Linked DNA regions of Homo sapiens: regions 2, 3 and 4 are each linked to region 1. Evidence: chromatin contacts called from ENCODE Hi-C data. All regions are on one chromosome and are shown on one strand. Each heading gives the region's core, a stretch centred on a gene start or an enhancer-like site at or near the end of the contact. The rest is flanking DNA. Distances are from core to core; before and after follow the strand shown.

The links. Hi-C counts contacts between places; a loop is a spot of excess contacts on that map. Pooled maps may share reads with other maps.
Region 2: a map of naive thymus-derived CD4-positive, alpha-beta T cell shows a loop between it and region 1 (15-fold over the local background). The contact joins the promoter of MINPP1 here to the promoter of GHITM in region 1. A Hi-C loop is called at or near these places in 2 of 168 maps with a recorded cell type or tissue (chondrocyte and naive thymus-derived CD4-positive, alpha-beta T cell) and 5 of 50 pooled maps.
Region 3: a pooled map shows a loop between it and region 1 (4-fold over the local background). The contact joins the enhancer-like site here to the promoter of GHITM in region 1. A Hi-C loop is called at or near these places in 3 of 50 pooled maps.
Region 4: a loop to region 1 is called in a pooled map, with 7 times the contacts of the local background. The contact joins the promoter of TSPAN14-AS1 here to the promoter of GHITM in region 1. A Hi-C loop is called at or near these places in 6 of 50 pooled maps.

What each region holds. Positions count from the first base shown.
Region 1 is chr10:84,135,753-84,142,707 of GRCh38, reverse strand. It overlaps GHITM (growth hormone inducible transmembrane protein), which reads right to left and starts at 3,199. Exons shown (of 9, transcript NM_014394.3): 1 at 3,115-3,199; 2 at 1,079-1,246; 3 at 1-53. The coding sequence starts at 1,207. RefSeq lists a silencer at 2,919-3,118 and enhancers at 2,692-3,261, 3,262-3,831.
Region 2 is chr10:87,499,764-87,506,380 of GRCh38, reverse strand. MINPP1 (multiple inositol-polyphosphate phosphatase 1) reads right to left here and starts at 1,488. Exons shown (of 5, transcript NM_004897.5): 1 at 829-1,488. The coding sequence starts at 1,465. It overlaps MIR4678 (microRNA 4678), which reads right to left and starts at 2,500; the gene lies at 2,427-2,500. LOC112268064 (a long non-coding RNA gene) reads left to right here and starts at 1,547. Exons shown (of 2, transcript XR_002957094.2): 1 at 1,547-2,046; 2 at 5,563-6,617. RefSeq lists enhancers at 1,209-1,268, 1,429-1,518 and a cis regulatory region at 5,379-5,763.
Region 3 is chr10:80,495,265-80,501,907 of GRCh38, reverse strand. The region is part of intron 2 of TSPAN14 (tetraspanin 14); the gene reads right to left. Among named protein-coding and RNA genes, the nearest start is that of TSPAN14-AS1, 37 kb to the left of the region's middle. RefSeq lists a silencer at 1,781-2,075 and an enhancer at 3,591-4,554. Within about 2 kb of position 1,752, at least 24 of the 41 ENCODE cell types and tissues checked have a DNase peak (open chromatin) inside an H3K27ac peak, as active enhancers do.
Region 4 is chr10:80,530,016-80,537,296 of GRCh38, reverse strand. It overlaps TSPAN14-AS1 (TSPAN14 antisense RNA 1), which reads left to right and starts at 1,355. Exons shown (of 2, transcript NR_120661.1): 1 at 1,355-1,717. LOC124902471 (a long non-coding RNA gene) reads right to left here. Exons shown (of 2, transcript XR_007062218.1): 1 at 5,865-7,281; 2 at 4,117-4,911. RefSeq lists enhancers at 998-1,097, 1,548-1,687 and a silencer at 1,168-1,357.

The sequences.
Region 1 (6,955 bases), core at 1,950-4,449:
TCTTGGCCAGTTCTCCCACGCCGGATCCCAATTCTTGTTTTGGTGGCATATTCCTGACACACATGCAAACAAAGACACGTACCACCCACATGAAAACAGAACGTTAATAAAATAAAATGCAAGATCCCTTTACACTAGAAAACTCTAGTTAAAGAAACTTGGTACTTTCTATATACCTAACTTCACTATGGAAATTTATTAGCCAACTTAAAAAACTAAATGTAAAAATAAATAAATAAATGTAGACCTTCCCTGTGCTCCACCTTTGGAAGTTAGTAATTCATTATATTATTCTTAGTTTCAATTTCAGAAAAATTGTTTCTTTCACAAACTATAGATTTACATACCTAGAATTGTTATATTTTAAATCCTAACCAAATACCAGGGTGAGAATCTGTTAGCATTTTTAAGATATGCATTCTACAAGCATTATTAGCTATATTTTGTCATCTGGGATATGGACTCAAGAACAGCATCTTTCCTTAACATGAAGCCAAGAAGAGGGAAGACTACTACTTCCATTGTGGCTCTTTTTCAACAGTGGAACAGTTAATTTAAAAGAGAAAATGTCTCCTAGCTTCTTTATATTGTCCTCATTACCTCACACTTCAAACCTTATAATCTGAATGCCAGAAGATAAATCTATTATAAAAATGGGTTTCTTTCTAACCTGACAGATATTATCAACCTCTAAATAAGAGATAATATATTTAGTAATTTATTAATAAGCTATTGGCCAACTGGTAATATCCCTGGGTTCTTAAACTTCTGACTATGTGCTCCAGGATCTCCGTTACACTATGTAACTCTCAATCCCTCACAATGTACTCTAAATTTTCTAAATGAGAAACTCCAGAAGCTGTAAGCGAAGACAGAGTTACAGAAACTCATTTTCTATTTCATATGGGATAAGGAGGGACCAGAATGATACAAACTAATGGGGAGAAAGAGCTGATTGGGGATATTATCAGGGCTAACTGACGTATAACACACTAAAGGCAGAGCAGCCATACTCTGCCAAAAAGAAAGGGCACAAATGGAAAAAGAAGCAATATAAAAACATTCAGATTATCTTTACCCTGCTAGGTGTTAACAGCCATTGATTCTTCGTGATGGAATTCTTCACAACAGGGGAGGCCTTGGTGAAAGCTGGGTGGAAAACCCTAGAAGGTAGTGTCCGGAGACACACCAGCCTTGCAGCCAACATGGTGGTGGTGCACCAGGTCTACCGAGCAGATCTGAAATGCTAGTTTAAAAAAAAGGCAAAACCAACCAAAAAAACATAAGTAAAACAACCTACTAACCAATTAAGAGAAGGACATATGAGAGTCAGAGTCAAGGAACAAACTATTTTTTAGTAGAACAGGAAATAAAGCGACCTTTTTAATTTTCAGCGATGAATTCTTTGCCCAACCATCCACTGTAATGCAAGAAACCCATCCCAGAGAACACAGCTGAAGATGGAGGAACAAACTAGGTTTAAGTCCCAGTTTGACCAATCAAAATAGATGACTGCAAAAATTATGTGTAACACAGAACGGCTGTTAATAACTGGACGTGATTACAGAGTCTGTGATGGTTTTTACAAATGTAGTTTTGGCTTAAGATTTATACCAGCATCCAGTGGGAAAATTTAAAAGAATCTACATAACTTTTGGGCAAAGGAATAGTGTCATCCAAAGAAGACATGAATAGCTCTTCAAGGTTATACTGCATTACAAAGCTAAAAGGTATTAAAAGAAGCCAACTATATGAATTTCAGCTAATCATACCAAATATTACTTTCCTTCAACATGAGATATAAAAATATTCTAAGTTAACCTATTCTATATGTCCTACTATAATGCGTAAAGGACATTTAGTCTTTCAAAGTAAACAAGTAAACTCAGTTACCAACCAGGTTTCCCTTACATTAGACTCCCTCGATGGTGTCTTCAAAAGAAAAGCATGCTAAAAACTGGATTATCTTAGCTCCAGGGCACATTATACTAGATGGGTGGTCAACCAGAAGTCAGCAGACAGTGTTTCTGTAATGCTAAGGTGAGGTGACTACAATAGGTCAGAATGAAATGACGAGTGTAAACCAACTGGGGCTACCAGCCCATCTCTGCCAATGATTTGTAGTGAATTCTAGGCAAGTGATATACTTCTGGGCCCATTTCCCCATCTGTAACATAAGGATTCCGTGTTCAGACTACAGCGTTGACCCTTAGACTACCTGCTTGAAAGTGCCCCGGATGCATCTTAAAATGTAGGCTCCTGGGTCTTTCTTTGCTCCTAATGATTCTACCCCTAGGAATAAGACCAAGAACGTGTGTTTTAACGAACACTCCAAAAGCTAAGAACTATTGCTTTAAGATACCCGAGCGTCCTCCGAGCTCTGCAACTGAACTATTAAGGGTCTTAAAATTCGGCACCCGGCCTTTGGGAAAACACCCAGCGCTTTTGGAACTTTCGTGCCATTACATCATCTCAACCTATGGCTGTCCTGTATCTTCCTCAGTACTCAGTCCACTGGTTGGGGCCGAAGAGGTCCAGCTCAGAGTGACCTCCATGTGGCGTAACAGCCCAGAGTGGGAATCCCGCTTCTGACAGGTTAGAAGTGACCTTGTGAGGAGTGTGGATCTCTAAGACTCAGATGTCGTTGCTATAAAATGGGGAAAATACTACCGACCCTAATCCAAGGGCTTATGCCTCCGTGAGCATTGATGAGTTTGGGTGCCTGGTCCCCGAGAAAGTTCACCCAGCCCGCTAGATTCAGATGAGAACCCGGCAGCAAACTTCCCTGTCAACCCACAACACCTCTGCCCCTGCCCCAGGTGCCGCTACCAGCGCAGCGGCTGTACGGCCTCGCCGCAAGGATGACTCAGCACCTTGTTGCCCGAGGACAGAAGCACAGCTACACTGAGCCCTTGCCCGCCTGACCAGGGCCTTGTGCCGCCGCCCTCTCCACCAGGTCACCCACAGGACTGCGACCCCAACGCGCAGGCCGGCCCTGACGCAGCCAGCAGCACCGCTGCTTCCAGCCCTTCCCCCCGCACCCAGCGGTCCCGTGAGGGCGGCTGTCAGGACCACCGGGGATCCCGGGCGCCCGCCGGCCAGCCGGAGCAGTACCTCGGTCCCCGGTCACCTTCGCCTCGCAGTTTCCCTTCCGGGCCCCTAGCGTCGGCCTCAAAGAGCACAGTTCCTCCGGCGCACTGCATGACGCAACATCGAAAGGACGTAAATAGTACGAGCAGCCAATCACGGGCAGGCCTCTGTCGGAAAAGCGGCCACACTGGGGGAGGCGGGGTTCCGGGTTGAGGAGGCGGGGTTCCAAATTGGTGGGGCGGGGCCAGTTGAGGATTGTTGCAGGGAACGTCATAGTCAGCGTCCATTTTGCGTGTGGGCATGGGAGTCGTCTCGGCCATCTTTGTTTTGGGCAGTGGAGCTCTGTTTTGCTTTTGTTTTAGTCGTTTCACTCGCCGCAGCTATAAGAATTATGTAAAAATTGAAAGAAAGTAATGTTAGAGTTAAAAATTATTCCGTTTATTCCGTTCCTTTTTGAAGGCCTTTTTGTCCCTTAATTTATCGTGAGATAAATATCTTTTCAAATGTGTCTGCTTCTGAGCCGAGTCATCCGGTTTCTGGGGTCTCATGCCAAATGTTAGATGGTGACATCCAGAAAAGATTTTTTCTAGATGGTTTTTTCATTGCTTTGTGACTTTCCCGCCCACATTTTCAAGTTTCACCCTAAACCTGTGTAATAGGCCTGATAACAGCCGCCTCTGCCTTGCACCCAGGATTGCTCTGAGGACTAAGATGTTTCCATTGCGCGTAATTTGATAGGTGAAGAGCTAGTTGTGGAATACGCGAGAGAGTTACTTTCTTTTTCACTCTCCCTCTATTTCAACAGATATTTACTGAATGCTCAACTTCGTACCAAGCTCTGTTCTAGAAATATATACAAATGAATCAGCCGGGCGTGGTGGCTCAAGCCTGTAATCCCAGTACTTTGGGAGGCCGCGGCGGGTGGATCACTTGAGGTTAGGAGTTCGAGACCAGCCTGGCCAACGTGGGGAAACCCTGTCTCTACTAAAAATACAAAAATTTGCCAGGCGTGATTGGTGCCTGTAATCTAAGCTACTTGGGAAGCTAAGGCAGGAGAATCACTTGAACCCAGGAGGCGGAGGTTCCAGTGAGCCCAGATCCCGCAACTGCACTCCAGCCTGGGCGATAGAGGGAGACTCAGTCTCAAAAAAAAAAGAAACCAAAAAAACAAAAACAAAAAAACAGCAAATGAATTAAACCCGTGTGTGCTACCACTATTTTAACAAAATAAAGTCCTTGCTCTGTGGCTTTACTTTCTGGTAGAGACAGAACATAGAAAAAATATAATGTGATAACTTAATACCATGAAGAAAGAGCAGATTAAAACCCTGAAAGGGTGATAAGGTGATTAACAACATGCAAAATTCATGAACCTTTATCTCCTAAGCAGTAGTTAATTGTGATTTATGATTCCTAATCATGTAAACCTTGACAAATATAAAGACTTGCCTTCTATGTGGATAATAAAAGAGTCTGGCAGCAACACAATTCTTATCTCTTTACGCTGAAAATGGCAGGAAAACACTAGAGAAATCTCACGAAACTGAACAGATCAAGCATGATCAGTTTAATTTTTATTTTGATCTATGCCCAATTTTATTAGCTAGCAAATAGGTTTTCTGTTTGGCTCCTTCAGTGATAGTCTTTTTTTCTAGAGCTTCTGTTATCAGCAAAGAGAAAGGATTTACAACACAGTACCAGAATAAAGATCTTGAAGTCAATGACTCAAGCTTTCTTCAAGATTCCTATTAAAGCTTATTCTCTCCATATTGGAAGAAAAATGTCTGATTTCATATTTTCCTTTCTCAAGTAAAGGGCTTGTATTGTTGTTTCCACAGGGGTCAAATATTTTGAAGCAGGGGAGGAATCTGGTCATATCATTGGGAAATATATGCTCTTGTGGCAGTGTAGGAAGGGAGAGGTTCCATGGACCAGGAGACCAATTAGGAATTTATTGTAGTTGTTCAACCAAAAGGCAATAAAGGCTGGAATTAAGCCAGTAGAAAGACACAGAGGGGTTTATGACAGAGATATATTGCTGAAGTGGAGTTTGCAGGATTGAATGGTCGGTCAAATATAGCTGATAAGAATGAGGAAGGCTCCCTGAGTAATCCTTCTGAACTGGGTGGATAATTTTATCATTAATTTAGCAATAGGATACAGGGAGAGATACAAGTGAGGGGAAGTAGATACATAAAACTTAGTTTGAAGTGTTTAATTGTTAAGTTCTCTGCTTCTAAGTTCTTAGAGTGTAGGATAGAGAAAAGGACAAGCCGGGAATGGTGGCACATGCATGTAGTCCCAGTTACTGGGGAGGTAGCCCAGGAGCTTAAGGCCGGCCTGGGCAACATAGGGTGATGCTGTCTTTAAAAATAAATAAGTAGGCTGTGTGTGGTGGCTCACGCCTGTAATCCCAGCACTTTGGGAGGCCGAGGCGGGTAGATCACAAGGTCAGGAGATTGAGACCATCCTGGCTAACATGGTGAAACCCCGTCTCTACTAAAAATACCAAAAAAAAAAAAAAAAAAAAAAAAAATTAGCAGAGCATGGCGGTGGGCACCTGTAGTCCCAGCTGCTCGGGAGGCTGAGGCAGGAGAATGGCATGAACCCAGGAGGTGGAGCTTGCAGTGAGCCGAGATCGTGCCACTGCATTCCAGCCTGGGCAACAGAGCGAGACTCCACTTCAAAAAAATAAAAAATAAAAAATAAAAGAATAAATAAGTAAATAAAAAGGAAAAGACATGATTCGTAAATTCCAATACTATATATATGTCACGGTTTTTATTACAGTCTGCTGATGAATTCCTTATTCTCCACTTGCTGGCTAAGTGAGATATGCTGCATTATAGTGGAGAAAACTCAGAGCCAGGACAAAAGATAAAATATTTTATTTACTTTCAGTTAAAATAAATGCTCTCACCTTGCCCTACTATGCTTTCCCATCAGAAGATGTGGTATGAATGAAACAGAGTTGGAAAGGGAGTTTGCTGGGGCTTTAACCTCTGCCCTCCCTGATGGAGTCTCCCAACAAAGGGAAGGTGCTTCTTCCTGAAAGGTTGCAGATGTTTCTGAATGTAGGGACCAATTGGCACCTGCTTCTCATGTGGTTGCTAAGTGGCAGACAACAGAGCAGGTAGGAAAGTTACAAGATCTTCCCCATCTTGGCCTTGTTTTCCCTTGGAATCCCTAAGGTCTAGATAAACACAAGAATGTGATTGTGAGCACGCACCTGCTTGTTTGCACCCTTCGAGATGCTGCTCAGTAGTGAGGCGACACTAGAAGTATGTGTGGGTGAGATGCCCAGATGGGCACCAACAGACCATTTAGTGTATGACAAGGCAGAGCCATTTGACTCTGCTTGGGTGAGAGATCAAACTGTGCCAACTTCAAAAGTTATATCCTGCCAGCCACAGAAAGACAATGAAGCCATGGGGACTACTCCCTTTAGATTTTGCTGAACGGCAGCTGCATGACAATGCAATGACTAAGAGGTAGAGTGGAAGGACAGAGAAGCTACACTTTTTCCCCTCCTGTTTAATGTAAATGTTTCTAATCCAGTTGTGGCCCAGGAGAGGAGAAAGGACTTTGAACTCCAATGTGACTGATGGTAATAAATCCTGAAACTGACAGACAAATTGTCAGACTGTTCTGAGCTTGCAAAATGGAATAAATAGGCTGTCTGCTCTAAACTGACTGGGGCCTTGAAAATGACATCGATGGCAGTTTAAAGAAAAATGTAGCTCAATTTTGCATTCACCTAACTGACAATATATACCCCTCACATATGTGCAACTAAATGCTGTAAGTGGGCCAAAGGACAAGGTCATTAGTGGGGTAGTATCTGTGGAGGGACAGATATTGGCAG
Region 2 (6,617 bases), core at 239-2,738, 3.4 Mb before region 1:
ATTACAACATTTTCTAAGAGAAAAAGAACCATTCTAGGAAAACAGAAGACTTGGATACTAGACCTTAGAGAAAGACAATTAAGAAGGCATACTCTTGGGCTCGGGTTCTTCACCTGTGAAATAACGGGGCCTTACTAGATGATTTCTCAAATTTCGAAAAAGTGTAATTAATGGAATAAATGAGTTGTTACTGCTTGTGACCACGGACCACAGCTACAACGATGGGAACGCTACAGTAAAAACATGAACAAAACAGAAGAAAAAAGGAGGACACAAAGGCTTGAGATCAGGTTCCTAAAACAGGGTGTAGGTCTAAAACTGTCATCTGAAAAAGATGATGAGTTTAAAAAAAAAAAAAAAGAAAGAAGGAAAAACTAGTATCGGAAGCAAAGCCCGAGGAAGAAAATTCTAGATTCTGTTTTTTAAAACGTGCGCCCAATTGTGAAACTAGACGCCAGGGAAGGGGGAAGGGATGGGTTGGCGCTCGAAGGGGCAATTCAGTTTGGGAACGGGAGCGCAAAAATTGCGGGAGACCTCGTCTGTCCCCTTTCCTGTTGGATCCCCAACTCTACTAAAGCAGGCAGCGAGTACAAGGTGCTGAATTTACACCTGATGAATTAATAAATGAACATACGTGTAAGGGGAAAAAGAGATAGCCAAGTCTGTAATATCCCTCGACAGGGAGGACGTAGCCCGAGGGATGATGGCTTGGGAAAAGAGGAAAGAGAACTGGGGGGCATCGGAAAAGCCCAGGGTCTGGGGGAGGCGGGAGAGCATCCAGGGCGGGTGGGAGGACCGGGACAGCACACGGGCCGCCCGGGGGGTCACCTGCGACGTCCGGCGGCGGCAAGCCAGGGTGGTAGTGCTGCCACAGCCCCTGCAGGAAGGCGGCGCTGCTATCCATGCAGCGGTGCTTGGAACTGGTGATGAGCCGCAGGCGGCCGTAGTTCTCACGGCTGAAAAGGGCCGGGAAGAGCGAGGCCAGACGCAGCGCCAGCTGTCGCATATCCTGCCGTCCCTTCTCTACTAGCTGCCCGTCCATCCAGTCCGCGTACCACAAAGGCCAGTCGGCCAGCGCTGCACCCAGGTCGCGGCTGCCGGTACTACTAGCCCCGCCATCCCTGGACCCGCGGGCCTGCAGCAACCCGTGCAGCTGCCTCAGCTTGCGGATCTGTTTGACCGTGGGGTAGCGGGTGCCGTGGCGAATGAGGGCGACCAGCTGCACCGGGGTGCAGGTCCCCTCCAGCAGCTCAGGGTCCCGCCACGGAGCCTCGGGGCCCGACAATAGCACGGGGTTGACATCCTCGTAGCGAGTCTTGGTGCCGAAATAGGGGCTGAGCGACGAGGCCACCGGGTCCCTCGGCTCTAGAAGAGAGCAGCGCGCAAGCGACGAGAGCAGCGCCGCAGCCAGGGCCGCGGCAGGCGCTACGGAGGTCCGGAGGAGGCAGCCGGGCGCGCGTAGCATCGTCGGGACGGTCAGTGGAGTGCGCCGAGCCAGCTGCAGATGCCCAGCTTCCGGCTCCGGAGGGCAGGGGGCGGGTCTGGAGGGCGCTTCCGGCCGGCGGCCCTCGGGATGCGCTTCGCTGTTCTCTAGGAGGTACCAACCTCTGGCGGTGGGTCTTGCGTCCCGGCGGAAAGCTCCGAGGAGTCCTGTAGACTTGTGGCTCGGGTGGAGCCGGCGGAAAACCCCGAGAAGCTTGAGACAGCCGTGGCTGAGGTGGAGCCGGCGTCGCTGCCCTGGAGCGTGGGCGAGTTTCCTCTTAGCCGGAGCTTCAGGGATTGACTCAAAGACTCCTCCGCTTTTTTAGTTGTTTTGGGTGTGAATACAGCCCGGACTAAACCTTAGTCGCCTAGACTAAACCTTAGCCTCCCAGGCTGCCAAAACAGCACAGCTTTTACAGATGACTCTTACATCACCATCCCTACTCTGTGATACTGTGTTTTTCAAAGTTTAGTGCCTGAACCATCAGCATGAAATCTGCCTGAGACGGTTGTTGAAAATTCACATCGCTGGGCCTTGCGGCAGGATGCCTCTTGAAGCCCAAGGTTTTTGTTTCGTTTTTTTCCATTTGAGTTTGAAAATAAACAGGATACAGTAAAGCAGAGAACTTGGAAAGGGGCTTACATTCTGCAGGAATTTAAGTCCTGAATCTTTGGTATAATCTTGACCTGGACTACCAGAGCTAACGCCGACATCAGTGAGACAGCACCCTAAAAGTTCTGTGCTTGTTGTTCCCGAAGGCTTAGCGAGTAGAGACATAGCAATCTAGAGAATTTGGGTGCATTGAGTCATGGCCCAACAGATTTACTCTATTATTAAGTATGAGCTAATCTGCTTTGCGAAGCAAACATGCTCTGTATTTACCACCACTCCAGATCCATACGTTCCTCCCATGTACTTACTTACATACTCAAATCAAAAGCTGGGTTTTTTAATAGGTTATTGCTCAGAATCTTTGACCCCAAAAATCATAAGTCTGAACAATACCTTGTTTTTTCCCACTTGAACTCCAGTTTATTTGCCAGCTGGGGAAATAATAAGTATTACAGAAGTCGTACGGTGATCCAGATTTAAGGAAATTGGGACCACGTTTTCATTAAGTTAGCTTTTGCTTCAAAGACACTATTACATTGCTCTTTATAAGCCCATCACCATCTTTACTCCTTTTCTCTTTAAGTGTCTCCTTGGTTTAGAGAGGTGTTCCTCTAAGTTTAGGCGTGCCTCTAAATGTTAACCAAGAAGAAACGGGGCCAGCCTATGAATGCTGAAAATTTGGAGACGTTCTGTGCAGGAAACCATCTTTAGGGCAACAGATGTTCTTTTCGATATGCTATTTTGTAGCATGTCAATGCCTGAATATTCATGGTCAGTGATATTTTTGTAGAACTTTGCTCAAATTAGCATTTAGTAAATATCCGCTCCTTCTTAAAATAGACATTCTAACCCGTATGCTCTATAGGCTGAGTCGCCTGATAATATTTCTAAGTGCATTCAGCGAGCATTTGTTCCAGGTTCATCTCACTGTATTTTGCCTAATACATATGCTTACTAATAACTTCTCACACCCAATCTTTTGAGTCCTAGGGGTTACCAAGTGTTCCCAAAGTCATTATTCACTTCTTCCTTATGAAGCAATCTTTAGAGACTCCACTTACAAAATGTATGGCACAGTACACATTTTTATACATGAAATTTGCCCCTAGTTTGATTTTATTTTCCTTATCTAATTCCTCATCAATTAATTTTATCCTGTTTTATACACTTAGGTATATCAGCTCCTAATTATTTTGATGTTATGCCAAGATAACAATGATAAAGTAAAAGTAAGCAATGCCTCCATGTTTTTGGCTAGGAAAAAGCCAAATATAAAGAAGACGAAGAGTGCTTAAGCTTTGGACCCAGACTCTAATTAGCTCTGCTGCTTATTAATTGAGTGACCCAAGTTCTCTGGGCCTTAGTTTTTTTTTTTTATCTGAAAATTGGTAATATTAGAACCTATATCATGGGATTATCATGACAGAGATGATGTATTTAAAATCCATATGATAGGCCGCTATAAATGATATTTTTATCATTACTAATGTTCAGTGTGATTATTCCTGTGCTAAGATGCCTAGCTTTCTAGCAATTACATGGATTACACTTACTCCCACTGAACATTAAAGTGAATGACTTTCACAGGCAACACATGCATCAAAGATCATTTCATAACTTTTCTAATAATAAAAATCCACTCATTTCACTTAAAATGGATATCTTGTTCTTAGAGCACTAAGCAGCCTTTGAAAAAATTTAAAAAGGTCACAGGCCGTGCTCCTCATTTCATGCCAGACCATGTCTGAATTATCTGGGCACTCTGTAAATTGGATGCCCTTTGACATAGGTGCCCACTTGGTCCAATCATGTAGTACAGAGAAGTTTGCATAGTGCGAAACATGGCTATTCCTTTGCAGAGATCATGGGAACATCACCTCCCCTCATAAGAAATTGTGGGTATGGGAGCAATATATTTGGCAAATCTAACACAATACAAGAGGCAGAAAGGAAAATTAATGGTTCAAGGTCCTTGCAGAGATGGGAGAGGACAGAACCAAAAACACAGGTAGAGAATTTGATTTGGGCCAGAAGGAGATGAGACCTTATCTTCTAAGAGAATGTTAGAAGGATGGGTGAACATGGGGATAAATTTGTAGATCTGGCAGGAGAGAGTTCATAGAATTCAAGTCTGATGGCCTCAGTTTCCACAGTAACATAGGAGACAAGTTTGAAAGATGGGGGAATAGGAATTAAGTCTTGAAATGTGAAAATGGTTTGGATTTGCAACTGAGAGAAATGGGAAAGTAATGGGAAAGGATTGACAACTAAGAGGAATGGGAGAAACAAGTAGAAGTTTGTATGGTCAGCTCTGGAGATCCAACTGAGAATGAATTGCTAGTGGTTCTGCAATTTTATTTAGAAGCAAACATTATCTGTTGTATTTTTTCAGAGTGGAAAAGAAAAAAAGTTTAACTTGATGGTCCTACATTAATGGGTCTTGAGTAGAACTTCATTTCTAATCAATCCACTATACGAAAGGATAAGCTCAATTATTTTTGCCAGATTATCCATAGGATTTCAAAAATAGTCATTCAGCTTTTAAGATTGCATGGTGTCAGCCAGGCACAGTGGCTCATGCCTGTAATCTCAGCACTTCGGGAAGCTGAGGTGCGTGGATCACCTGAGGTCAGGAGTTCGAGACCAGCCTGGCCAACATGTTGAAACCCCATCTCTACTAAAAGTACAAAAAAATTAGCTGGGTGTGGTGGTGGACGCCTGTAATACCAGCTACTTGGGAGGCTGAGGCAGGAGAATTGCTTGAACTTGGGAGGTGGAGGTTGCAGTAAGCTGAGATCACGCCATTGCACTCCAGCCTGGGCAACAAGAGTAAAACTCCATCTCAAAAAGAAAAAAAAAGATTACATGGTGTCATATATAGTATTTTAAGTTAACAGCCATCTACTTTACTTTTAAAGAGGTTACTAAGATAGTTTTCTGGGGATGAAACAATAAAGGAAAGGAAACAGCTAAATTCTGTAGGGAAACAGCAAGGCTCTCTATGTAAGCATATACAATACTAAGAACATGGTCTCAGAAGTTAGACTTTCTGGTTTTCAGATTCCAGCTTCATCTCTTATTACCTGTGAAATATTTAAAAAATTAAATTATTTTGCCACCATTCTTTTTCATTGTAAAGTGGGGATAATAATACCTAGCCATGAGACTGTTGAGAGGATTAAACGAAACAGCTTATATAAAGACTTTATATAGTTTCTGCCCCCAAATAAATATCAGTTGCTTTTATTAAGCAGAATTAAAGGGTTTCTTATTATCACGTCTCTCTTAAATAAACTGACAAATAGTTTTTCATAGATATTTATTATCTCATAACTACATTAAGCAACGAACTTTGTGCCTATGCCAGGAAAGTTTGAGCTTTCTTATCTTTCTGCCCTGCTGTTGCATCATTCCTCTTTTAACAGTTGCCAGATGTTGATTTAGTGTTTATTGGCTTTTTGTTGCAGTGGAAGCCAACAGAAGAGGGGTCCATGTGTACAGATAGGCCTGGAGTGATCCATGTTCCAACAGCAGTCCCTTTAACCTCACTTGAATGTGGAGGCTGCACAGGTCACAAGTCTGAAGACTACAAGCTACCTTTGCTTAAAAGGAACCACACCACCGCTGATAGCTAACTGCTAGATTGTTCTCCAGCATATCAGAGCTACATTGAATTGCTTGAGTTGTGCTTCAATTAATGTAGAGATCTTCACTGAATCGCACATAACCATTGAAGTAACCTGCTGTTTACAGTCTCTATCATGCTCTGCCAAGAGAGTTATTTTACAGTGACAAAACTTCTCTTCTGGTGCCCTGACACATCCTAGGACTTTGATGTTGGTAATTCTTTCCCCTCAGCAAATGTTGGTTCTAAATCCACAGAACTACTTGAGAAACTAGATGCAAAATTGTAGTAGGTTTAAACTATCAATACTCTTTTTTTTTTTTTTTTTTTTTTTTGAGACAGAGTCTCTCGCTCTGTCACCCAGGCTGGAGTGCAGTGGCGCGATCTCGGCTCACTGCAAGCTCCGCCTCCCGGATTCACACCATTTGCCTGCCTCAGCCTCCCGAGTAGCTGGGACTACAGGCGCCCACCACCACGCCTGGGTAATTTTTTGTATTTTTTAGTAGAGACGGGGTTTCACCGTGTTAGCCATGATGGTCTCGATCTCCTGACCTCTTGATCTGCCCGCCTCGGCCTCCCAAAGTGCTGGGATTACAGGCGTGAGCCACTGCACCCGGCCTATCAATATTCTTTATATGTTTTGCTATTCCCATTTAAAAGAGGGAAACTGTAGCTATACACTTTCTAGTCATGTTCTTTGGTGATTTTCCTGCACAAACCAACACTGTTGTTCAGAAATATAATTTCCCCTAGAATTACCCTCCATCCAAAACATATTGTTATTCTATCACAGAGATAAATAATGGCTTTCCAAATCCTGGTTAAAAAAACCAAACACTCTCTTCTTCTCTGTATTTTTACAGAACAGGCATAGATGATGGCAATTGTGTTTTACCA
Region 3 (6,643 bases), core at 503-3,002, 3.6 Mb after region 1:
CAACAACGAGGAGGGCTTGGCCCTCAGTAGGCACAGAGCAGGCATGAGTGACTCCCCAGGATTCAAGACCAGGACAGTGCTTGCCTGGGTCCTTCTAGCTACCCCCAGGCACACTTCTGGGTGTGATTCAATCCAAAGGCATTCAGAGCAAATGTGGGCCAAGAAAAGCTCAGCCTGGCCCAGGTGCATGGGTCAAGCTCTATACAGGGGCATTTGCCTATGGTCAGAGCAGAACAAGCCCAGAGGCCGATGCCCCATCCAGCATTCCCAACAGACATTCCAGCCCCTGCCTAACAGCTTTCCATGACAGTCCGCTCATCCTGTGGGGCCACATGGGACAGGTGAGAAAAGTCTACCTTAAGGACACTCAACAAAACCACTGCTGGAGCTCCCCTCTCTCCTCCACACTGCACTTCACAGCTCACCCCTTCTCTCACCTTGACTACTAAGTCTGACTTCTAAGGGTATTGTTTCCCACATTAATACCAGCCTCAGGCTGAGAACAGTGGCTCACAGCAATTTGGGAGGCTGAGGCAGGAGGATTGCTTGAGCCCAGGCGTTCAAGACCAGCCTGGGCAACATAGCAAGACCCCCATCTCTTAAAAAAAAAAAAAAAAAAAAGGTTTTCTAAAAAAATTAGCTGTAAAAAAAAAAATGCCTGTATTCCCAGCTACCAGGGAGGCCGAGGTGGGAGGACTGCTTGAACTTGGGAGGTCAAGGGTGAGATTGCACCACTGCACTCCAGCCTGGGTGGTAACAGAGTAAGACCAGGTCTCCCAAAAAAAAAGAAAAAAAAAAAAAACAGCGTCAGTTCCATCTATATTAATAGGTTTCTGTGAATTCACGCTGAGGTGCTGTTTTAGTTGTTTTGTTCTCCTAGGTGACTAAATAGTGACTAAATAGATACAATAGGAAGAGGTGACTGGTTTCACAAAAGGAATTTTGGTCTGCACAAGTTCTCAAAAAAGACCCTCGACCTCAAGAGCAGTTCATATCCCCACCCTCAGGGGCACAGTGCCCATGCAAAGGTAGGCCTGCTCCTGCTCACCTCTGTTCCAATCGCCCCTTCCCCACATGCAGGGCCGCTGTAGGGCCGCTTACCGCTCTGCATATGGCCCACAGACCACACCCTCCCTCGCTTGCTGTTCTTCTCAAGGCCCCCAGGGAAAGCCCTGGCTGACTCTGTGTTTACTGGGGAAGCCAGCTCCCCACCACTGCGTGCAGTTCTCTTTCTCTCAGCTCTAAGAATAAGGACTTGGCCAGGCGTGGTAGCTCATGCCTGAAATCTCGGCACTTTGGGAGGCCGAGTGCTGGGAGGCCCAGCACTTTGGGAGGCGGATCACCTGAGGTCAAGAGTTTGAGACCGGCCTCACCAACATGGAGAAACCCCATCTCTACTAAAAATAAAAAATTAGCCGAGCGTGGTGGCACATGCCTATAATCCCAGCTACTCAGGAGGCTGAGGCAAGAGAATCACTTGAACCTGGGAGGTGGAGGTTGCGGTGAGCCAAGATCACGCCATTGCACTCCAGCCTGGGCAGCAAGAGCAAAACTTCGTCTCAAAAAAAAAAAAAAAAAAAAAAAAAAAAAAAAGAATAAGGCCTTGTGTTGTTTTCATTCTGTTTTAAAGGAAGAACTAAAGTTAACTCACACCGGAAAGACAGGAACTTGGGGATCACATGTCAGATCATGGGTTCAATGAACAGTGGCCCAGGGCAGGAACTCTGAGTACCAACAAACCTGGTTTCAGAGACCAGGAGATTGAGGGAGGACTAGACAGGGGAAGTGATCTGCCTGAGAGCTCACATAACGGTCCCATGAATGAACTGGGTCATTGGCCCGCTTCACCCCACGGAACCCTTCCCTGGAACTCTGCAGCAGATGGTCCATGGGGCCAGGCCAGGTAAGCCCTGGCTGCTGTGAGCCCTGGCTGCCAATCTTCTGGGAGTGAGGGTTCAGCTGAGTGCCCTCCAGCCTCAAGTGACCTTCTTTGTCTCCCTCCCATGACCTAATTGAATTACCTACTGAAGAACGGGGCCCAGCTCCGGCCCAGCTTGAGGAGAGGCCAGCCTCCTCTGCTGGACCAGCGAGCACCTAAACTGCTATGGTCACTGTGAATAGCTGCCCTTTCCTGGGAGCTGTGCGCTGCATTAAATACTTAATGGACCTAAGGCTATCCCTCCATATCCCATAACTCTGGCTCAATTACCCTCATTTTTCACATGGGAAAGCTCAAATGTAGAGCAATTTGGTCCTTTGCCCAAGGTCACACGGCTAGCTGGTGGCAGACTTAAGAACCAAACCTGGATGCCTCTGACCCTGGCAACACAGTATCTTACCACCCACAGAGCAGCTGCCTTCCACACACGGGCACTCACACAAGAGCCCGGGGATGTAGGAATTCCACAGGGGGGCTTTGGGGTTGTGCAGCTCTACAGCCAAATGACCCACACTGTCAGGCAGTGAGACCACGCTGTGTCCCAACCAGGGCAGGTGGACAAGGCAGCAGGGCCTCTTTGTGGGTCACTGTGAAGATTAAATATTGACCTTTCACCTTAGGCAAATGACCTTGCGAAAGGCAGGAGGTCCTCTTGGGGCACTCTGGGCTGGTCCAGCCAGAGTCCAGACACAAGAAATCCACTTACCACACGAGCAAGCTTGTGGTACTTTACCCAAGCACAATCAAGTCACAAAAGGAAGTGACACCCGGCCAGGCCCTGCTGAACTGGAGGAGAAAGATGCAGCTCCAAGCAGGTCAAAGGCAGCCTCTCACCCATGATTTAATGGCCTTGGCTCCTTGCAAGATTTCATTTAAGCGTGTATAAAAGTACTTGGCAACTCCTGCAGGCCCCAGAGGCCTTTCCTCAGCAAGATCAAGGCGAATCACCAGCAGCAGGCGATGCTCTCAGGCTCTGCCCTGCTGGCCTCCGGGTCTTGCACAATCCACACGCTGACTCAGCCTGACATTCACAGAGCCTCTTCCCCTGAACAAAGCCGGCCCTGGGTCCAGTCTCTGCTTTGTAGCTACCTAGTGACAGGGCCTCATGCGAGTCCAAGACCTTCTCTGAGCCTATGTTCTCTACAAAACAGGGATTATCTTTCCTAGGTCACAGGAAGGTTGTAAAGATTGAAGGAAGATCCTACGTGACATGCTTACTCCAGGCACAGAGCCAGTCTCAAGGTGGCCATGCCCTCCCGCACGGCAGACAGAGCAGAGATGTGAGGGGCGTTCAAGGATATGCCACAAGCATCTGCTGTCCTGAAGACAGAGTCTCCTTCTCTTGACACTGGTGTTCTGTACCCCACCCCCAATTACTTCCAGCACCAGCTTCTGTCCTAAGACCAAGTGCTTTCCAGAGGCACCTGTTTTACTGGGCTTCTGGAGACAACAGTGAAGCAGAGCTTAGGGAAATACGGCCTTCTGGAGGCTTTTCAAGTGAGGTAGGAAAGGATGATGGAAAGAAAACAGCAGAGAGTGGAGGAAGCCAGGACTGAGTCTCAGCTTTGTCCCTAACTCACAGAGTCAGGGTCTCGAGGAAGCCATCCCTCTCCTGGGCCTCAGTCTGTCAATCAGCAAAATAAGCAGCAAGGACCCATGCACCTCCCACTGGCTGAGTTTTGCCATTATAAATTACACCAGACGGAAACCCCAGGGTCCTGGTACTCTCCAGAATAAGAAATCCTGAATCCAGGCCTGGGGCATTCAGGAAACAACAGAGATGCTTGTGGCCACTTGAAATGCTGACGATTGAATAGAATTTGAAGCCAAAAAGGACCAGAGGGTGCAGACCCCAGACCCAACCTGGCCTGAGAGCCCAGTGGGCCAAGGGAGGAGCTGCAGTTATCTGTCCTGTGTTGAAAGCCTGAACCAAGCCACTTGTCAGTGGGAGTTCGGAAGGTCTGGGAGCCAGAAGGGATGCTAGGGCTCGGCTTCCTTATGACAGAGGGAAACAGAGCCCAGAGCAGGAGGTGCCTTGCATGGGGTCACATAGCTATCACACCCCAGCTTTTCCTCCTGCCGGAAGGGTGGTTCTGAGAAAAGGCAACACATGTGCCCTCCCAGCAGAGCCAGCAAACCCATGTGAGGGCCCCAATGTGGGGAAGGACTGTGCAGAGGGCTCCAGGGGCAGCTTCCACAGCTGTCTCTGTGTTGCCAGATAACAGAGTTGACCCCCACTGAGCCCCGCCCAGGAACCTGAGTCAAGGCCCTGGAAATGAAGGCAGGCGGAGGGAGCACAGCCATTCAAGGGAGGTGATAGGCAGTACCCCCAGGAGAGAGGGAACCCCCCAACCTAACTTTGGCACAGTTCACAGTGATTAACAGTGGGTAGAAAATCAAGATACTAAGGCAGTGGTCAGCATTTCTGTAAAGGGCCAAATAGTAAATATTTTCAGCTTTGTGTGCTGGATGATCCCCGTAGCAATTACTCAACTCTGCTGTTATAATGGGAAAGCAGCCATAGATAATACATAAATGAATGGGTGTGGCTGTGTTCCAATAAAATTGTATGTGTAAAAACAGGCGGAAGGCCAGGTTTGGCCTGCAAGCCATAGTCTGAAAAGCTCAGCTGTAAACTATCACACTAAAACCATCTGGACCTGGAGAGGAAAGATGGGATGTCATCCTGCTCAGCCACACAAAGCCTGGGATACCCTATACTCAGGTCTCCAACACTGGTATGTTTTTATATCACTGTAACAGGTCTTAATAGCCTAAAACTGTAAATAACACAAATTATATATCCCCACAATAGAATATTACACAACAAGAATAAATGATCTACAACTACGTATAACTGCATGAATGAATCTCACATATGATATTAAATGAAAGATGTCAGACACAAAAGACTTAATACTGTTAGGGAAGAATACTTAGTAGAAAAACTATAACTAATATCCAATCAAAAGTTACTAGATAGGCAAGAAAAGGAAAGAAGTGAGCTATAAGAGAAAAAATTCAGTAAATAGAAGACACAAGAATGACAAAGAAGATGAAATCCCAACAACTTCAAAACAAGTATTGCAAATATGTTCAGGAATTTAAAGGAAAATATAAATAAGATAAGGAAAGAAATTGGAGACATAAAAAATACCTAAATGTAACGACTAGAAATAGAAACTACAATATTAGAATTGAAGACTTCACTAGATGGGTTTAACAGCCAATGAGACAGTATGGAAGAAAAGATCAGTAAAGCTGAAGACAAAGCTATGGAAACTAAAGGAGAATGGTAAAACACTCAACAAAATAAAAAACTAAACCGAGCCTCTGTGCCCTAGATAAACAATGTCCTAGGGAAATGGGACAGGGAAGGGGAGAAAAAGGGTGTGCGTTTGAAAACATAATGGCTAAAATATTCCAAATCTGATGAAAACTATAAACCCACAAATCTCAAAGGCCCAATGAACCCCAAACAGAATAAACACAAAGACAACTATACCAGCATGTATAAAATTGCTATAATCCAGAATAAAAGGAGAAACTCTTGAAGTCAGCCTGGAGGTGGGAGGAGACACAGTTCATAGAGTATGCATATGCGAACTATTTTTACCAAATCAAGTGAAAACATATCAAAATGTGTGGGATGCAGAAAATGTACAGCTTCAAATATTTATATTAGGAAAAAAATCTAAAAATCAGTGATCTAATCTTCCAGTTTAAGTAGCTAAGAAAAAGCAAAATAATCCCAAGTAGAAAGGAAAAAATAATAAAAATAAGAACACCAATCAAGGTGAATGTGAATGTACTTAACGCCAATGAACTATACACTTAAATGGTTTTAATAACAAATGTTCTGTTACGTATATTGTACAATTAAAAAATAAGAAATTATTTCAAAAGATTTTTAAAAAGTAATTAAAAACAGAAAAACAACAGAGACACTACCACCTAACTAAAAAAAAGTCAGATACCAAAGAGTTTAATTTATAGCAACAGGAGGCAGAACAACCATCACCCAGGGAAGGGGTAGGGTGGGGCAGGCATGACTGTAGGGGCACAAGGAAAGTTTCTGGGGTGATGGGAATGTTTTATATCTTCATTGTGATGATGGTGATTATGTGGCATGTACAGCTGTCACTGAACTGTACAGTTGAAATGAATAAATGTTATTCTATCTAAATCAGACATCAACAGAAGTGATCATTATAAAAAGGATTTCCATTAAAGAAAAAAAGTACAAACAAGAAAAATCACTCCTGTAGACTATGCCATGCTGATTATTTACCAGCCAAGGAGGCAGAGTTATACAAGCACACCAAACTACTTAAGACTTGAAAGTACGTGCAAGCATTTAACAGTCCTGTGTGCCAGGCAATAATCTCAGAGCACCTTGAACATCCCTTCCTCAGTAATCCCAACTGGTGGTCCCAGCCTCACACTTGCCTAAGTTGGGGAAATCAGGGGCTGAGGCCATGCAGGCATCAGCACCACAGGCCACTCCTTAAGTTCTAGTGGAGTTTCTGATTAAGCAATCCCTGCCCTCTGCCTTGGCAAGCCTAAATGATGAAATACACACATGTACATACACACACACACACACACACACACACACACACACACACACACAGTGCCAAAAGACAGTCAACTTCCTATGAATTGGGGCAGTCGTTCTGGGGATGTGATTTTGACTGTATGTTC
Region 4 (7,281 bases), core at 106-2,605, 3.6 Mb after region 1:
GAGGGAAGCCACCCTCTCTTTGGTGTGTGAAGGTGGGTAGAAGCTGCCGTTGCTGAGATCTTTAGGGTGAAAGCTCACCCTAAATATGTGCTCAGAGCAAATCACAGATGCCTTCTTATTGGGACAAGGATATTGAAGCTCAGAGAAAGTAAGTGGCTTGCCTATGGCTTCCTAATGGACAAGTCACTGTATTGGGACTCCCCCGTTTTGAAATTTGACATCCACTAGCAACTATGAATCTGTTGATGGTTTGAAAACATAACCCAACCAAGGGAAAACAAACGAACCAACAGGATTTGGCACTGTGGCTTGGTTGGATTGGTGACCTTCCTGTCCCCTTCCTTGCCCATGAGGGTGGAAGGTGGATCAGGTACCCAAGAGTGATGGAAGAGGGGTGGAGAGTTGGCATTCTTCCCCCTCTGCAAGGTTAACACAACAGGAAGATGGACTAAGCAGATTCAGATGAGCTGTAAGCCCATAGGGTCAAAGCTCCTGCTCAGCTAGGCAATGTCCAGGTCACAGGAGTGGAGTCAGACGCCCCACCCCTCCCCACCCAGGTCCAGCTAGCTGGTCCCAGTGTGCCCAGACCTTCCTAGAGCCGCCACAGGACTCGCCTGTCCGCTGCAGAGCTGTGGCCCTGGACTCCCATCCACCCACCTCAGGGCTTGCACCGACTCCCCCACCGGGAGTCCTGGCTCCCCTCAGTTTCTGAGACCGGGGGTCTTCCCTAGCCTCTGCCCAGCTATTCTCTTTCTCCCCCTCGCCGTGGCTGGTGGGAGACCCCCGAGTCCAAAGAGGAGACAAGGGGAGGAAGGCCCCCAGGGTCTGGGCTCCTGCGGGCAGCTTCTTTTTGTCTTTCCCGGGCCGCCAGATACCTACGACCACAAGAGGGCACGGGGCAGGGACAACGCTGTAGGGAGCAGCAGGAATGGGCCGGCTGGAGGCGGGCGAGAACGGTGATGGTGCCACCCTGGAGGACCGTCGGGAGAGTGAGGCAGCCGGACTAGAATGACCCCCGCTAGCGCCCATTTTGTGCGATAGAGGGGATCTCGCTGGGGGCGGGGTGATCCCTGGCACTCCCAGGTCAGCGGGGCAGGAGGCCAAGAGACACCGAATCGCGGGGACGTGAGCGTCACCCAGCCGCGGATGGCAGCCCGGGAGCGGGTGAAGTCCGGTTTCCGGGAAGACGTGCTTCGGGGCCCGCCTATCAATTCTCCTGGGCCTGGCGGGGTGGAGGGCGGGGGACTCGGCCAGGCCTGGGGCGCTCCCTGGCGGCCGCACGGGGAGGCACTCGGCTTCGCAACCTGGGTGTGCCTGGCCTGGGTGTGCGGGAGGACCCCAGAGGACCCCAGAGGACCCCAGGAGCAGGGGTCGCGCCGAAGAGCAGAGTCCGCGGCTGGAAACCAGGCAGGGGAGCCACGGAGTAGTCACACAGGTTTTCTGCCGCCTTTCAACTGGTCTTATTTTGCTTTCATTTTTCACCAGCCCATGTGGGGTGTTTAATGTTGCACGCGAACGCAGTTTCTTCCGGGCCCGGAAGGCCCACGCACGCAACAATGTTGTGCAAGTGACTGGAAACCACCTGAGTGTCCCTCCATGGGGGTGGGTTGCCCAGCATGGACCTCTACTCCTGTCACAATGAAGTCGACTGTTTCGTCGAGGGAAGTGGCCACCGTTGATAAAATGAAAAGACGCCATGCAGAATACTGTGCACAGGGTAATCCATTTTTTTTCTTTTTTATTGATCATTCTTGGGTGTTTCTCGCAGAGGGGGATTTGGCAGGGTCACAGGACAATAGTGGAGGGAAGGTCAGCAGATAAGTGAACAAAGGTCTCTGGTTTTCCTAGGCAGAGGACCCTGCAGCCTTCCGCAGTGTTTGTGTCCCTGGGTACTTGAGATTAGGGAGTGGTGATGACTCTTAATGAGCATGCTGCCTTCAAGCATCTGTTTAACAAAGCACATCTTGCACCACCCTTAATCCATTCAACCCTGAGTGGACATAGCACATGTTTCAGAGAGCACAGGGTTGGGGGTAAGGTCACAGATCAACAGGATCCCAAGGCAGAAGAATTTTTCTTAGTACAGAACAAAATGAAAAGTCTCCCATGTCTACCTCTTTCTACACAGACATGGCAACCATCCGATTTCTCAATCTTTTCCCCACCTTTCCCCCCTTTCTATTCCACAAAACCGCCATTGTCATCATGGCCCGTTCTCAATGAGCTGTTGAGTACACCTCCCAGACGGGGTGGTGGCCGGGCAGAGGGGCTCCTCACTTCCCAGTAGGGGCGGCCGGGCAGAGGCGCCCCTCACCTCCCGGACGGGGCGGCTGGCCGGGCAGGGGGCTGACCCCCCCGCCTCCCTCCCGGACAGGGCGGCTGGCTGGGCGGGGGGCTGACCTCCCCGCCTCCCTCCCGGATGGGGCGGCTGGCCGGGTGGGGGGCTGACCCCCCCACCTCCCTCCCGGATGGGGCGGCTGGCCGGGTGGGGGGCTGACCCCCCCACCTCCCTCCTGGACGGGGCGGCTGGCCGGGCAGAGGGGCTCCTCACGTCCCAGTAGGGGCGGCCAGGCAGAGGCGCCCCTCACCTCCCGGACGGGGCAGCTGGCCAGGCGGGGGGCTGACCCCCCCGCCTCCCTCCTGGACGGGGCGGCTGGCCGGGCGGGGGGCTGACCTCCCCGCCTCCCTCCCGGACGGGGCGGCTGGCCGGGCAGAGGGGCTCCTCTCTTCCCAGTAGGGGCGGCCGGGCAGAGGCGCCCCTCACCTCCCGGATGTGGCGGCTGGCCGGGCCCGGGGCTGACCCCCCCACATCCTTCCTGGACGGGGCGGCTGGCCGGGCAGAGGGGCTCCTCACTTCCCAGTAGGGGCGGCCGGGCAGAGGCGCCCCTCACCTCCCGGACGGGGTGGCTGGCCGGGCGGGGGGCTGACCCCCCCACCTCCCTCCCGGACGGGCAGCTGGCCGGGCAGAGGGATGACCCCCCCCACCTCCCTCCTGGATGGGGCGGCTGGCCGGGCGGGGGGCTAACCCCCCCACCTCCCTTCTGGACAGGGCGGCTGGCCGGGCGGGGGGCTGACCCCCACCTCCCTCCCAGACGGGGTGGCTGCCAGGCGGAGACGCTCCTCACTTCCCAGACGGAGTGGCTGCCGGGCGGAGGGGCTCCTCACTTCTCAGAGGGTGTGGCTGCTGGGCGGAGGGGCTCCTCACTTCTCAGACGGGGCGGTTGCCAGGCAGAGGGTCTCCTCACTTCTCAGACGGGGCAGCCGGGCAGAGACGCTCCTCACATCCCAGACGGGGCGGCAGGGCAGAGGCGCTCCCCACATCGCAGAAGATGGGCGGCCTGGCAGAGACGCTCCTCACTTCCTAGATGGGATGGCGGCCGGGCAGAGACGCTCCTCACTTTCCAGACTGGGCAGCCAGGCAGAGAGGCTCCTCACATCCCAGACGATGGGCGGCCAGGCAGAGACGCTCCTCACTTCCCAGACGGGGTGGCGGCCGGGCAGAGGCTGCAATCTCGGCACTTTGCGGGGCCAAGGCAGGCAGCTGGGAAGTGGAGGTTGTAGCGAGCCGAGATCACGCCACTGCACTCCAGCCTGGGCACCATTGAGCACTGAGTGAACACGACTCCGTCTGCCATCCCGGCACCTCGGGAGGCTGAGGCTGGCGGATCACTCGCGGTTAGGAGCTGGAGACCAGCCCGGCCAACACAGCGAAACCCCGTCTCCACCAAAAAAATACGAAAACCAGTCAGGCGTGGCGGCGCGCGCCTGCAATCGCAGGCACTCGGCAGGCTGAGGCAGGAGAATCAGGCAGGGAGGTTGCAGTGAGCCGAGATGGCAGCAGTACAGTCCAGCTTTGGCTCGGCATCAGGGGGAGACCGTGGAAAGAGAGGGAGAGGGAGACCGTGGGGAGAGGGAGAGGGAGAGGGAGAGGAGGGAGAGGGAGAGGAGGGAGAGGGAGAGGAGGGAGAGGGAGAGGAGGGAGAGGGAGAGGAGGGAGAGGGAGAGGAGGGAGAGGGAGAGGAGGAGCCTTTCCCAGGGTAATCCATTTTTAAAATTCTGTATGTCCGATTACTTTTGTGGAGACAAAGGGAAAAGTACAGAAGATCACACGCCTAATTGTTTAGCATTGCTTCTTAGCTTTTTCTTGGAATGCGGAGAAAAATGACACTTTAGACAATTCTGTGTTGTTTTATACAATGAGTAGGATATACTTACATAATTCATATGACTCAACTATAATGCATTTCAAAGGTTTTCAAATGTGATATAAAAGAACAGACTTCTGGAGCCTCAGCATCTATGGAGCAGGGACCCCCCCAGAGAGGGACCTGCAGGCAAACCAGACCTTCCTATGCCAGGAAGGCTAGGAAGTGGCAATGGAGAAACCATCCATGTTCCCTGGGGTTCCTAAGCTGGAAGCGGGCTTTGAGGCATCTCTTAGAAGCAGCTCTGGCACTGGTGTGGAGAGGGCACTGGGAGAGCAGGAGGCAGGGGAAACAGCCAGTGGACTCTGGCCAAAGTCCAGGAGAAGGTGACAGGAACTGAGCCAGCCTTGCCAGTGGGAGCCAAGCAGGGCAGAAATGGGGGTCCCGGAGAGTCCTATCAGGCACTCTGCTTCTACATAAAATCCTTTCAAATCTGAAGTCCATATGACCAATGATGGCCAGACAGCCCTGTCATCTCAGCGCGGCTGAGCCTGGCACAGCCACCATGTAAGGATCAGCAACAGCAGGTGAGAGTCTGGAGTAGTTTCTGCCTTGTCTCCACTGAAAAATTATGGGTGTCAAAATCAATAGCATCTCCTATATGAATGCAACAACTACTTAGAAAATGCCATGTGAAAAAAAAGATCCTTTCATAATAGGAACAGCATGTATGAAATACTTGGAATGAATTTAACAGTGTGGAAACCTGTAATGTAAAAGTAAAAATCTTCACTGAGAGCATACCTACAATTTAATTAAGTTTAATAGCATTAAGTTCATATAGGAACACACCACACTGACACTCAGAAAGATGCCATATTGTCAGATGTGCCATTTATCTGTGTATTAGCCAGTCTCCAAGATGGTTCCAATGATGCTTTCCTCCTGGAACTCACACCCTTGCATAGTCACTCTCGCATCTATTAGGGTTGGTCTGAGTGACCAATCAAATATGACAGACGTGACATATTCTAACAGATTACTGGTTGCACACTCTCTCTGATAACTCACTCTGGGGGAAATTATATTGTGAGAACCAGGTGGAGAACTGAAGCCTCCCACCAACAGTCATGGAGTGAGGTTGGAAGGGATCCTCCAGCCCTGGCCAACAGTTTCACTGCAGCCTCATGAGAGACCCAGAGCCACAGTCACCCAGCTAAGCTGCTTCTAGATTCCTGACCCTCAGAAGGGTATGAGATATATATGTGCTGCTTTAAGGTGTTAAACTTGGGGATAATGTATTATGCAGCAAAATGTAACTCAATATGTATTATGAGTAACACGTAATACTCAAAATGTAACTCAAGCATTATGCAGCAAAATGTAACTCAAGTTAATGTATACATTGAATATCATTTCGAGCCAAAGGTGAAAGGAAATTGGGAAGTAGAGAGACTTGATAAAATAATTCCCAAGTTAACCAAAAGAATGAACAGATAAGAAACAGCCTTGAAAATATTGAGGAATAGTGAACTCTATATTGTGCCACTATTCAAATTTATAAAATCAAACATTTCAGTTCTGATACAAGAACAGGTAGGTTGAACCAAAAAAGAGCTCTACTAAATCATTATTATATGATCAAAATGGCAGCTCAAAGTAGTGCAACAAGGATGAAAGCTCAGTCAATGAAGCTGGGACAATTTGCTAGATCCTTACCTGTGATCCTGCCAGCACAGCCTTCAGTAGTCATGTCCTCTGGGGGTTCTGTGCATATATAAGAATAATTACTGCAACATCCATCATAACACTGAAAATTTCAGAATAACTGATGTGTTCAATAAAAGTGGTTTAGATTATAAATGAGAGCACATCCGTAGGATAAAATGTAATACAGCCACTGAAATTGATGTTGAGAAATGTATTGGCATAGATGGTGCTAGTGATGTGTTCGTTGGTAAGAGGGAAGACAGGTTTAAAATATTATGTGTAGCAATGTCCCAGTTTTACATCTCTGCATCAGGAAAAAGAATCGTTCCACCCCCACTGCTTTCTAAGGAGTGTAAATAACTTCTGTTAAAAGGAGGATCTCCTGATCTGGGCAGGATCCTTGCTAGGTTTGGAGATGAAGCTGTAGGGGGTGAGCTCAGCTCCTCCACATAACACAGGCCAGGAAATTGGGGTTTCTGAGCTGCAGAGACAACAGGGGAAGAAGAGGGGGAGGTGGCCATACAACCCAAGGTTGTGGCCCACCTTGCCCCAAATCTCATCAAAACTCATGCTGTGAGATTTTTTATTATTTTTTTAAATGAATTTAAACTTTATTGTTTTTTTAAAGAATTTTCTCTAATTCTGCCAGAATAGAGGCAGGGCTCAACAGAGGTCCCTAAAGGACACAGGAGTTGGGGACACATGGGCTGCCAGGAGCATGAGTCCCCAGAAACTGGCAAAAATCATGGGGAGGGCTTGGGATTTTCCTCATGATGGGAGCAGTGGCATGTATCTCTAACAAACAAGGACACCCATGCTGACATTGTAAACAACTGTACACACACACACATTTATGATTACAACAGCAGAGCCCAGGCTTGCAGCCAACCGGACCTGTGTCACCCAACTTGCCAGCCCAGAGACCTCCCAGGGAAGTCCTTCTCCCTCCCACGACTCCCTTTCCTCCTCTGTGCCAGGGTAACCACTGGGGGTAACCAGCAGGGTGTGCCACAGGGCTTTGGTCCACATTAGATAGACAAGGTATGCATGAGCCAGCCAGGCACACAGCAGATGACAGTGTGAGTTCTGCTTCTTAATCTGGGGCCTGGTTCCTCACTAACTTAGTCAAAGTAATACTGGCTGAGGGAGTGGGCTGTGGTGGCTGATTCTGTCTGCCTAGTGAGCATCTCCATACTCCAGGTTTAAAAGAAAAAATCTTGGCCAGGCGTGGTGGCTCATGCCTGTAATCCCAGCACTTTGGGAGGCTGAGGCCGGCGGGAGGTCAGGAGTTTGAAACCAGCCTGGCCAACATAGTGAAACTCCGTCTCTACTAAAAATACAAAAATTAGCTGGATGTGGTGGCGCACACCTGTAGTCCCAGCTACTCGGGAGGTTGAGGCAGGAGAATCGCTTGCACCCAAAATCG